Linked DNA regions of Mus musculus: region 2 is linked to region 1. The links are chromatin contacts, found by Hi-C or POLR2A ChIA-PET in ENCODE. All regions are on one chromosome and are shown on one strand. Each heading gives the region's core, a stretch centred on a gene start or an enhancer-like site at or near the end of the contact. The rest is flanking DNA. Distances are from core to core; before and after follow the strand shown. Region 1 holds the start of Cdk17 (cyclin-dependent kinase 17). Region 2 holds the start of 4933408J17Rik (RIKEN cDNA 4933408J17 gene).

Evidence for each region. A loop is a pair of places that touch in the nucleus more often than their neighbours do. ChIA-PET counts read pairs that join two places held with the same protein, here RNA polymerase II (POLR2A).
Region 2: a loop to region 1 is called in a map of v-Abl transformed pro-B cells, with 2.5 times the contacts of the local background. The contact joins the promoter of 4933408J17Rik here to the promoter of Cdk17 in region 1. A Hi-C loop is called at or near these places in 1 of 37 maps with a recorded cell type or tissue (v-Abl transformed pro-B cells). POLR2A ChIA-PET finds 5 or more read pairs at or near these places in 1 of 5 experiments (Patski).

The regions. Positions count from the first base shown.
Region 1 is chr10:93,159,024-93,163,973 of GRCm38, reverse strand. It overlaps Cdk17 (cyclin-dependent kinase 17), which reads right to left and starts at 3,098. Exons shown (of 17, transcript NM_146239.2): 1 at 2,774-3,098. It overlaps Mir1931 (microRNA 1931), which reads right to left and starts at 1,189; the gene lies at 1,071-1,189.
Region 2 is chr10:93,586,853-93,591,454 of GRCm38, reverse strand. It overlaps 4933408J17Rik (RIKEN cDNA 4933408J17 gene), which reads right to left and starts at 2,042. Exons shown (of 4, transcript NR_045810.1): 1 at 1,685-2,042. It overlaps Snrpf (small nuclear ribonucleoprotein polypeptide F), which reads left to right and starts at 1,797. Exons shown (of 4, transcript NM_027246.1): 1 at 1,797-1,916; 2 at 3,332-3,457. The coding sequence starts at 1,914.

The sequences.
Region 1 (4,950 bases), core at 1,849-4,348:
CCAATTTCATCTTTCCTTACTGTGCACATATCTCTTCTGCTCTTTTGATAACCAACTCGTACAGGACAGATTACACTGTGTCATACAGTTAACACTAAAAGTTACTTCCTTGGGCCTGAACCCAAAAAAGGGAATAAACTACATATTTGACAAAACCCTATTTTAGGAATGCAAAAACTACGATATTAACAAGACTCTAATTCTACATTTTTTTTCTGACTGCAAAAGTAATATGAAAATTTAGAAAAATAGAGGTAAAAAATAAACGACCCACAATCCAGAAACACTTATTGGGCATACACTTTCTTGAAGTGACACAAATTTTTATTATCTAAGTAGGTACTAATAAGTGTGGAGAAAAAATATTCACAGTTTTGATACATTTATTAAGCATCAATTACTATAAAGTGACCTGTAATTTCACAAAAGTCTCTAAAACATTGACTGGGAAAGAGGAAGTTGAAAATGCAGACTAATCCCTAGCTGAAATATCTAAAATTTTAGTGTCAATAAGGACAGCACATTGTAGGATATGAATATCTTTACAGCAGCACTAACATTACTGCACCTACAATAAATGGATCTTACTTTGACTTTCTTCTTATTCATATTTTCATTAGCATTCTTATTTCCACTGTAAAAATAGTTGAAACTCCTATGTTTGCATAAGAACTTTAAAATACATATTATTGTTGTTATTATTTATTATGAATCAATTGTTGTTGGTGGTGGTGGTGATGATGTTCGTGATGTGTGTGGTGTATGCATGTGGAAATCAGAGGACAACGTTGTGCTGTTCTTGCCTCCGTCTTTGCATGTGTTCCCAGGATTGAACTCAGGCCCTGAGACGGGCACCCGTACCAACTGAGCCATCTTGCTGGCACTTGCATTGGAATTTTTTTTTTTTTTGTAAAGATTTATTTATTTATTATATGCAAGTACACTGTAGCTGTCTTCAGACACACCGGAAGAGGGAGTCAGATCTTGTTACGGATGGTTGTGAGCCACCATGTGGTTGCTGGGATTTGAACTCTGGACCTTTGGAAGAGCAGTCGGGCGCTCCTACCCACTGAGCCATCGCACCAGCCCTTGCATTGGAATTTTAAAGCAGCTTCAATTCAAAGGCTCTGCAACAGATCTTTGACGAGCAGCATTCAAAGAGTTAATGCTTCTGGCCTAGGAGATGGCTCGCCAGATAAAAGAACAGCGCTCTTCACATTCCTGTGTTCACTCACAACATTAGAAATAAAAATTAAAATGAAAGACGTCCTTAGTCATATTGTTTTCTTTTGTTTAAACCCGCTGTTTATGGAATTATGCAGATGTTAAAAGAACAAAAAAAAAAAACTGAAATGACTTCATTAACCAGGTGACACCACATTTAATACATAAGCCAATTCCTGGTGTTCACAAGAGAACAAAATAAAACCAATTAACATTCCCACTAGCAATTTTTTTTTCCTCCTTAAATTTAGTTTACACATGTTTCTTGATTCAAAGGTTTAGGTCAATTCAACTGATCAGAGGTCGTCTTCTGTTCCGTGGTTAACAACGTCAATTTCCAAGTCACTCAAATCCATTACTTTGATAGTCTTGCACAAATGCAGTTAAAAAGAAACCCAACAAAGGATTAGGAAAAAACAAACAGCAAAGTTGGGAGGCAAGAGCTGTCTCCCTTAGTCAAGCATTGCCTGTGACGTGACAGAAGCTCTGCTACCAGAAATACACTTTGCTGGCCCAAGGAATGGCCAAGACGCAAAACAAAATTTGTGACTTGTGTCTAGAGAATCAATTTGGCTCAGGAGGCGATAAAACAGGGCCACTGATGCGTCGTCTTCGATGGCCACATTAACATAAGGGAAAGGCGCCACGGATTTCAGCTAAAGGCTTTTGCCATTTTTGAAGAAGAAAAGCTAATTGTTAATGGCCATGTGACACAGAAGATCCCAGAAAGGAAAGGGTGGGAGGAAAAAAAAAAAAAAGAGAAGAGTTCAAGGCAGTTCAGGGTCAGACCAAGTCAGGCATCCTGTCATTAGCAAACGTTCCCCTAGCTGAAGGCAAAATACCGCTTACCCCAGAAGGAGTGGGTGAAAAGTAGGGGAGAGAATGAGTGGGGAACCACAGGGGACGGCGAGGTGGCAGCGTGGGGGTGATGTGGGGAAGAAAACTGGGGCCACCCAGCTGAGATGGGGAGCAGAAGCAACCGGACAAAAACACCGAGAAAAGCAACTGCGGCTAAGACAACGGTGGAACACACACACACACAACCCCCTCTTCCCGGGTTCTCTGGGTTTCCCACAGTCCCTCCGCCTCCGGTTGGAGCGACACTCAGGGGTGTGACCCGCCAGCAAGAGGGCTGCCCGGAGCTTTGTGTCGACCCGCTCCCCCACGAGAGGGCTCCTCCCCCGCGGAGCTGCCCACCCACCCGCGCGCAGCCTCCCGCGTCTCCAAGGAGCCCGCAGCGCCGCGTCCTCGCCCACTCCCGCCGCCCCGCGCCCGCGCCTCCACCCCGGCCCCGGGGACCTTTGTGTCTCGGGGGGACTTTCCGCCTCTTCCCCTCCCGGCGCCCCACGGGGCCAGCAGCCTCCCCAGGAAGCCTCGATCGGCTGCGAACTCTCAGCGGCGGCGCATGGAGCCCCTCCCCCCAGGTCCCCCAACCAGCTCCGCACTCCCGCAGCCCACGCCGCGCGTGGACATGCGACCGACAAGATCCCCACTCGAGCCGCCCGCTGACAGGCGTCACGATCCCTGCCCAGCCCCGCTGCCAACTCACCAGCAAGTGCGGGGACCGCGGGCTCCGGACCGGCGGGCGCGCAGAGCGAGCGAGCGGATGCAGGTCCGGTGGTGGCGGACGCGCCGAGGCGCCTCAGGCTCAGGCCTCCCCCCACCCCCCAACCTCGCGCCTTCCGCTCCGCGAGGGCCGCCGGCCGCCTCACGCGTGGCAGAGCCCCCCGCTCAACATGGCTCCCGGGCCGCGGAGCCTCGCGGACGGCCCAGTACTCCCGGCCACCGAGCCGGGGCGGAGCGAGGCGGCGGGGCGCGGGCTGCCGGACTGCCGGGCGCTGGGTAGACCGCAGCCGCCGCTCTCGTTCGTCTGAGTGCGCGTTGCTTTCTCTCGCTCGGAGGCTGCGGCTTGACGCCTCCGCCTGTTCCCCGGAGCGAGCGAGAGCGGGGGTTAGAAAAAAAAAAAGAAAAGAAAAAAGGAAAAAAAAAAAAAAAAGACTTTTATTGAAACGATCCAACCAGCGGCGGCGGAGAAAAGCGACCGGCTGCGGGAGCTTCCCCACCCCCGCCTGCACGGCTCGCCTGGGGCAGCGCGACCCCTGCCGGCGGTGGCGGCGACGGCGGCATGCGGGGCGGAGCCTTGCCTGGGGGTGGGGCTTATGACTGGGGCGTGGTCTGGGCGGGGCTGGGGGGTATTCCCAGGAAACTTCAAGCGTGGCTTCAAACGCGGCTGGAGAGCAAGGGAGACCCTGTCCGTGGACAGAACGCTGAACAGTGTCTGACCATCGCGATTGGTGAGGAACCGATCGCCACAAATCAGCCCCTCACTGTCCCCTCGCAACAATAAAACTCTGCTTGAAGTATTCCAGGCGCTACTGTACACAGGATGCCTGCCTCAGTACAGTGCTTCAGATGACCCACAAAGAAATACCTCGGTCGATTGCTGCAATTTTCTTCTGTTCTGTGACTGGATATGCGTGGCCAGTGCAGTAATCACCCACGCACAAAGCTTTGATTTCAACCACAGTGTTTTTAAATGTTATTACACTGTTGGCTCTAGGCTGGGGGGGGAGGGTGGAGGGGGGAACTAAAATGGTTACAATAAAACTGTGTTGTGAAAGAGTCAATGCTAAGTTATAGGACCCAGAAAGAGATACTGTTGCAGTGAGTTAGATTCTGTTGCTTGAAGGAGGCAGGCCAAAGAGGTTGGCCCAGTTTCTGTAAATCTTTTTACTTTCTTCTTCCCCAGTTAGGAACAACTGAATGTGTAGACAAACTAAAGTGATCCTGGCCCATTTCTTTCCACAAGTAGGGATAGAAGCTTAAAGTAAAAGCAGACTTAAGTGGCAGAGGAAAATACTGAGAGAACTGAAAGAAGACAGTAGGGTCCGGATGTGGACACCCTAACCAAGAAAAGGTTAACGGTATAAAAGGCCAGTAGGGTGAAGGTTGGGGTTTTTTGTTGTTGTTGTTGTTATGTTTTGTTTTTCTGTTCTTATCACCAGGAAGTGCACGATATATTTTAAATCTCATTATCTACTAAGGACTTCTGAATCGTATCTTTTCTGATTGATGCGCCTTTCCTTGAAGATACTTCCTGCCCTTCTGTCTAGAACTTTGTCGGACACAGCTGGATGTGTTTTCTACAGCTCATAAGGTTCATATATATCAACCGGAGTTCTCCTGTGTCTCCAAAATTACCAGAACTATAGGTTAACAATAATTATCCTCTACAAAGACTTCAACACTTGTTTACCCTATAAAAATGTCCATATTTATACTTCCCTTCAAGAATGAGTGTGTACTTTTGAACAGCAGTTAATGATTTTTTTAATATATGTCTAATTCAGGCAATTTTATAATATGTTAGGAGCTAGCATCATTTCAGAGTTCTTTGTAAGTTAAAGAAAAATATATGTTACACATGACCTACTTTTATACCAAACATTTTCACATGCTTGCCTTATATTCAAAAGCAATTGTGTGGGGGTGTTGTTGTTGTTGTTCTCTTAGTAAATATTCAAAATAGTAAAAAAGGGAATCTACATAATTGCACCCTGAGTTTCTGCATCTGAAATTCTTCCTTCACATCACTGGACTGGAATTAGCCCATTAGAAACCAAAGATAATTCTGCCTTGGCCAAAATTCCCAAGAAATATTTCCTCTGGTATAGCACCGTAGTCGTAATTTGATCCTTAGAATCGAGGTGGTTATTGCTTGATCTA
Region 2 (4,602 bases), core at 793-3,292, 430 kb before region 1:
AGACAGTTCCTCATGTTGTGGAGACCCCCAGCCATAAAATTATTTTTGTTGCTCACCCCATAGCTGAAATCTTGCTATTATGAATATCTCATACGCAGTATATCTGATACATGACCCCTGGGAAAGGGCTACTCAACCCCCCTGCCCCCCAGGGGTGGTGACCTACAGGTTGAGATCTGTGCTTTAGAGTCTGTTTTCTAAAGATGATGGGGCTTAGAAGTTGAGGAACTACAGGTCAGAGGACCTGAAACACTGCTTCTTCTGGGTGCTTGGACTTGTAGAAATATTGTAGAAAATTTGAAACTTGTAACTGGTACATCCCCCAGTCTTGTAACTTTGGTTTCTCCCATAACCTGGGAGACAAATATTCTGTCTGTCTTGGTTTTATTACGTATCTCTCCTTGTGCATTTTACTCTTGGTCCTTTGCAGAATACGGAAGACAGCTCAATACAAGGAGAAAAATACTAACATGAATCTGTCTGAGTCTAATTCCCAGTATTTCATCACCTACAGTATTAAATTAGAAGTTGGACTAGGTATCCCCAGGATTGTGAGTTTAAGATTTATAAATTTGTCAATGCTGACTGAATAAGTAGAGCATATTTGAGTGTCAGGAACAGTAATTATTCTTCCATTACCATGGGAAAAAAATCCGAGCTAAGATTTCGGTCTGATCAAAATGTATCTGAGATTAGCAGCATCATTTTTAAAATTTTCTTTATCATGTTTTGTCTGCATGTGCGCATGTGCACCGCGGGAGGGCCTGGCACCCACAGAAGTCAAAAGAGAGAGATGGGTCCCCGGCACATGAAACTTTGGATGGTTGTGAGTCACCACCATGTGGGGATGGGATTCGAACCCAGGTCTTTTCACGTGCGAAAAGCGCTCTTCTCCATTGAGCCAACACCCCCAGAATGTGTTGGCATACTTTAATAATATAAACGACAGTCTTTAGGCTTAGGCCTGGGCCAATCTCGAATCTCGAGTTATTTGGGGAATCCATGCCAAAAAAACAAAACAAACAAACAAACAAAAAACCGTTCAGGTTCATATAGGGTTAGATCTCCCGAAAAAGAAAAAAGTACTCTTTTTACACGGGTTTCATATCACAGGTGAAGCGATACTGAAATGTTGAGATTATGGGGAAATTAAACGGGGTTCTGATCGATAACTTTCCATCAGAGCGATTAACCTGTGGTAGCGTCAATAATTCCCCACATCCTATTCACAAACACACGTAAACGGACCTCCTTTGGCCTCTGGTTCTGGGAATGCTTAGACATCAGAACGACAAGAGGCCACCACATTATCCGAGACTTAACTTGACCTGGTTTCAACTGTTGTAAAGCCCCACTTGAGTGCTTTTCACTAGCACTCACGTAGTCTTGCTACCCCAGCTTCCTTTAAAAACCCGCAAGTGGACGGACATTCTGTAATAAAGAACAGTCCCATAAAAGGGGGGCCGTGCCAGAGGTGTTCCCCAAGTGCTGGATCTATGGGAGGATGACCTCCAGAACCCGATCTCGTTCTTTCAGCTGAAGGACAGACTAAACCTTCTTTAGCTAAAGAAACCAAGTCCGTTCGCCAGGGCACTTAGCTTCCCCTTGTCCCGAAGCAAAGACATTGGGGTCGCTCAATCGTTCCCACTTCGAACTTGAGCAGTGGACACAAACACACGCTTACCTGGTTGCTAGGAAACAGTACCGCCATCCCCTCCAATCAGTAAACACGTCTTTGGTGGCCAATCACAGAAGCCGAGACAACGCGGCGTGAGGTGAAAGGTCAGGCCGCTTTTGTCGGCCATTTCTCTTAGCGCGGGTCGCTTGGTTGTAGCGGCAGCCGCTCCGGTCACGAGGGGCGGGCAGCGGCGGAGTCGGCGGCTAGCGGGGTGCAGCGCTCGCCGGTGGTCGCGATGGTAAGGACGATGAGCGCCGCGGGGGCTGGAGGACGGGCGGCCTCGCGGGGCCCGCCGCCCCCTGCGCCTCCCATTCATCCCCACGAGGCGCCGCGCGGCTGGCCGCTCGCTCCTGCTCCCGACGTCGGAGGCCTTGGCGGCGCGCGCGCGGAAGCCCTTCCCCTCCCCGAGATCCCCAGCCACCTTTCCGCGTGTTGTTTGTCCCGGAGCCTGAGGTGTAGCCTAGTTTGGGCTCACAGGGTAGGGGTAAACCGAAGCGAGTTTTCCATTTCTACCTAGCACGCTCCGCAGTGCGCCATTTATTCCTTGCTGTTGACAATTTTAGCAGATTGTCCTCTGGCGCAGAAAACCCCGGCTACCCTTCCACTCATTTAATACTGATCTTAGGCGCCAGGAAGATGGGGTGGTAAGGTAGACTCTGCGTTTTCTTAGGAGTGGGAGGTAGGCAGCCGTCAAATAATAACAACAAAATAAGCAATTACAAGTAGCGGTGATTGTTAAGCAGGGAGCTGATAGGATGCTCTGAGAGGTGCACTGCCTAGTTATAACGCAGTGGAGGAGCGCTCTTCTCCAGAAGGTGTCAAATAACCAGACATCCAGGTCACAGAGCAGGTGGAAGAGTATTTCTTGCGCGAGTTCCAAGTAGAAAGTAGGTTTGACCAGTTGGAATTGACAAGAATTGACCGCTGCTTGCAAGAATGATGGTTTTAAAATACAGCCTGGGACCTTAACGCCTCCTAGGAAATATGAGGCTCTGTCAAGTGCAGTTAGAGACCATTGGAGCATTCTTTTAAGTCACAATAGTACATGACTTGATAAGTGGTTTGTGGATGATAAATTATAGGCAGCGTAAATTGGCTACTCATTTAGACCCTGTGCTCTCCAAGATTCTTTGGGATGGTGTGTGAGTGGAATGGAGTATGGGGGTGGTTATGAATTTAAAGGGAATAATACTTCTTGATTTAGCATTAAGAGGCCCTCTCACTGACGATATTGAGCTTTTTTTTTTTTTTTAATGTCTGCAGAGACCACCCTGTACCTTTATTTTGATTCCTTTAGAGCTTGGATAATGTAGGTATTTGGGGCTTTTGTCCATTCGGCAGTGCTCAAAATGGAACTAGTGACCTAAGTATCCTAGGGCAGTGCCCTGTCATTGTGTTACACACTTGCCCCACTCCCATCTGTCATTCGACATTTAATTGCATAATTCATATTTTCGTTTCTGTCAGTGGACTATGAAGTTGGCTAAATGGGTACTTAAATTTCTCTCAGACACCCTCCAGCAAATTATAAAGTGATGGTGGATCGGAGTTTACCCTGTGTCATAAAGTCTTGACTGGTGTCTCAGTAGAGAGTGGGTGGTGGAAGCTGAGGTAAGCAAAAATTATTGAGTGCTGCCTTTGGTTTTTATACAGAGTCTACCCCTCAACCCCAAGCCCTTTCTCAATGGGCTGACAGGGAAGCCAGTGATGGTGAAACTTAAGTGGGGCATGGAGTACAAGGGCTACCTGGTCTCCGTGGATGGCTACATGAACATGCAGGTATGCTGAGGAGGAGGAGCATGGGTGAGGAGCAGGAAACCAGGTTTCTACTGTGTCACCTTACTCCTCAAAGGTTTACTGAGACTGGTGGGAATGCGCACAGATTGACAATAGAAAGTGGAGTCGAGATTAAAGTATGAACCAGGGAGGAGGTTGAACCATGATGTTCTTAGGAGTACTTACACCAGAACACAGAGCTTTGACATTTGGTCTCTAAAGCAGAAGGGAAAACTAGTTTATTACAGAAAACAATGATTCAGCCTGTCTTTTTCTAAGACGTGTCTGTATAGGCGATTAGCACTATGATGCAGTGGCATTAGTACTCAAATGGAACTCTGTACCCATTAAATAGTTCTGTTACCACCTGTAATCCACCTGTAATCCAGCCCTATGATTAAGAGTGGGACTGTCTCTCATGTAAGTGGAATGTATTATAAATTCAGCTAACTTCAGATCAAAAATTCTTAAGAGAAATTATATCTTATGTTCGAGGTACACAGTCCTTTTGCTTTCTCCACTGTACTAGGCTATGATCAGTCTAGAAATTAGAAGGACATTAGGTTCTATGCAGATGCTCAGCTATTTGAAACAAGGAGCTCCAACACCCTTGGTCCTAGAGGCCCTGGAACAAAGCCCCATAAATGCCCTGGGGTAGGCTTTTTGTCCTTTTGTCTGGTTTGATTATAGCTTCAGGATTCATTGATAGAAGTTACTGCTTTTCAGGACTGAATAATATCCCGTTATATAGCTATAACGCATTTTTACAGTCTATTATGTTTGTTTGGTTTTTTTAAAACATTATTTTATGTGAGTACACTGTCACTTTCTTAAGACACACCAGAAGAGGGAATTGGATTCCATTACAAATAGTTGTGAGCTACCGTGTGGTTGCTGGGAATTGAACACAGGGTCTCTGGAAGAACAGTCACTCTTAACTGCTGAGCCATCTCTCCAGCCCCATCTGTCCAGTTTCTTGTAGGGATCAAGCCCAGACCTCTGTACATGCTGACCAGCAGTCTGCCACTAAGCTACATTCTCAACCTGTTCATTCATTTTGATTTCTAGTTTTTAATTTTATTTTATGGATGTCTTGTCAGTGTACTATGTATATGCCTGCTGCCCATCAAAGTCAGACAAGGGCATCC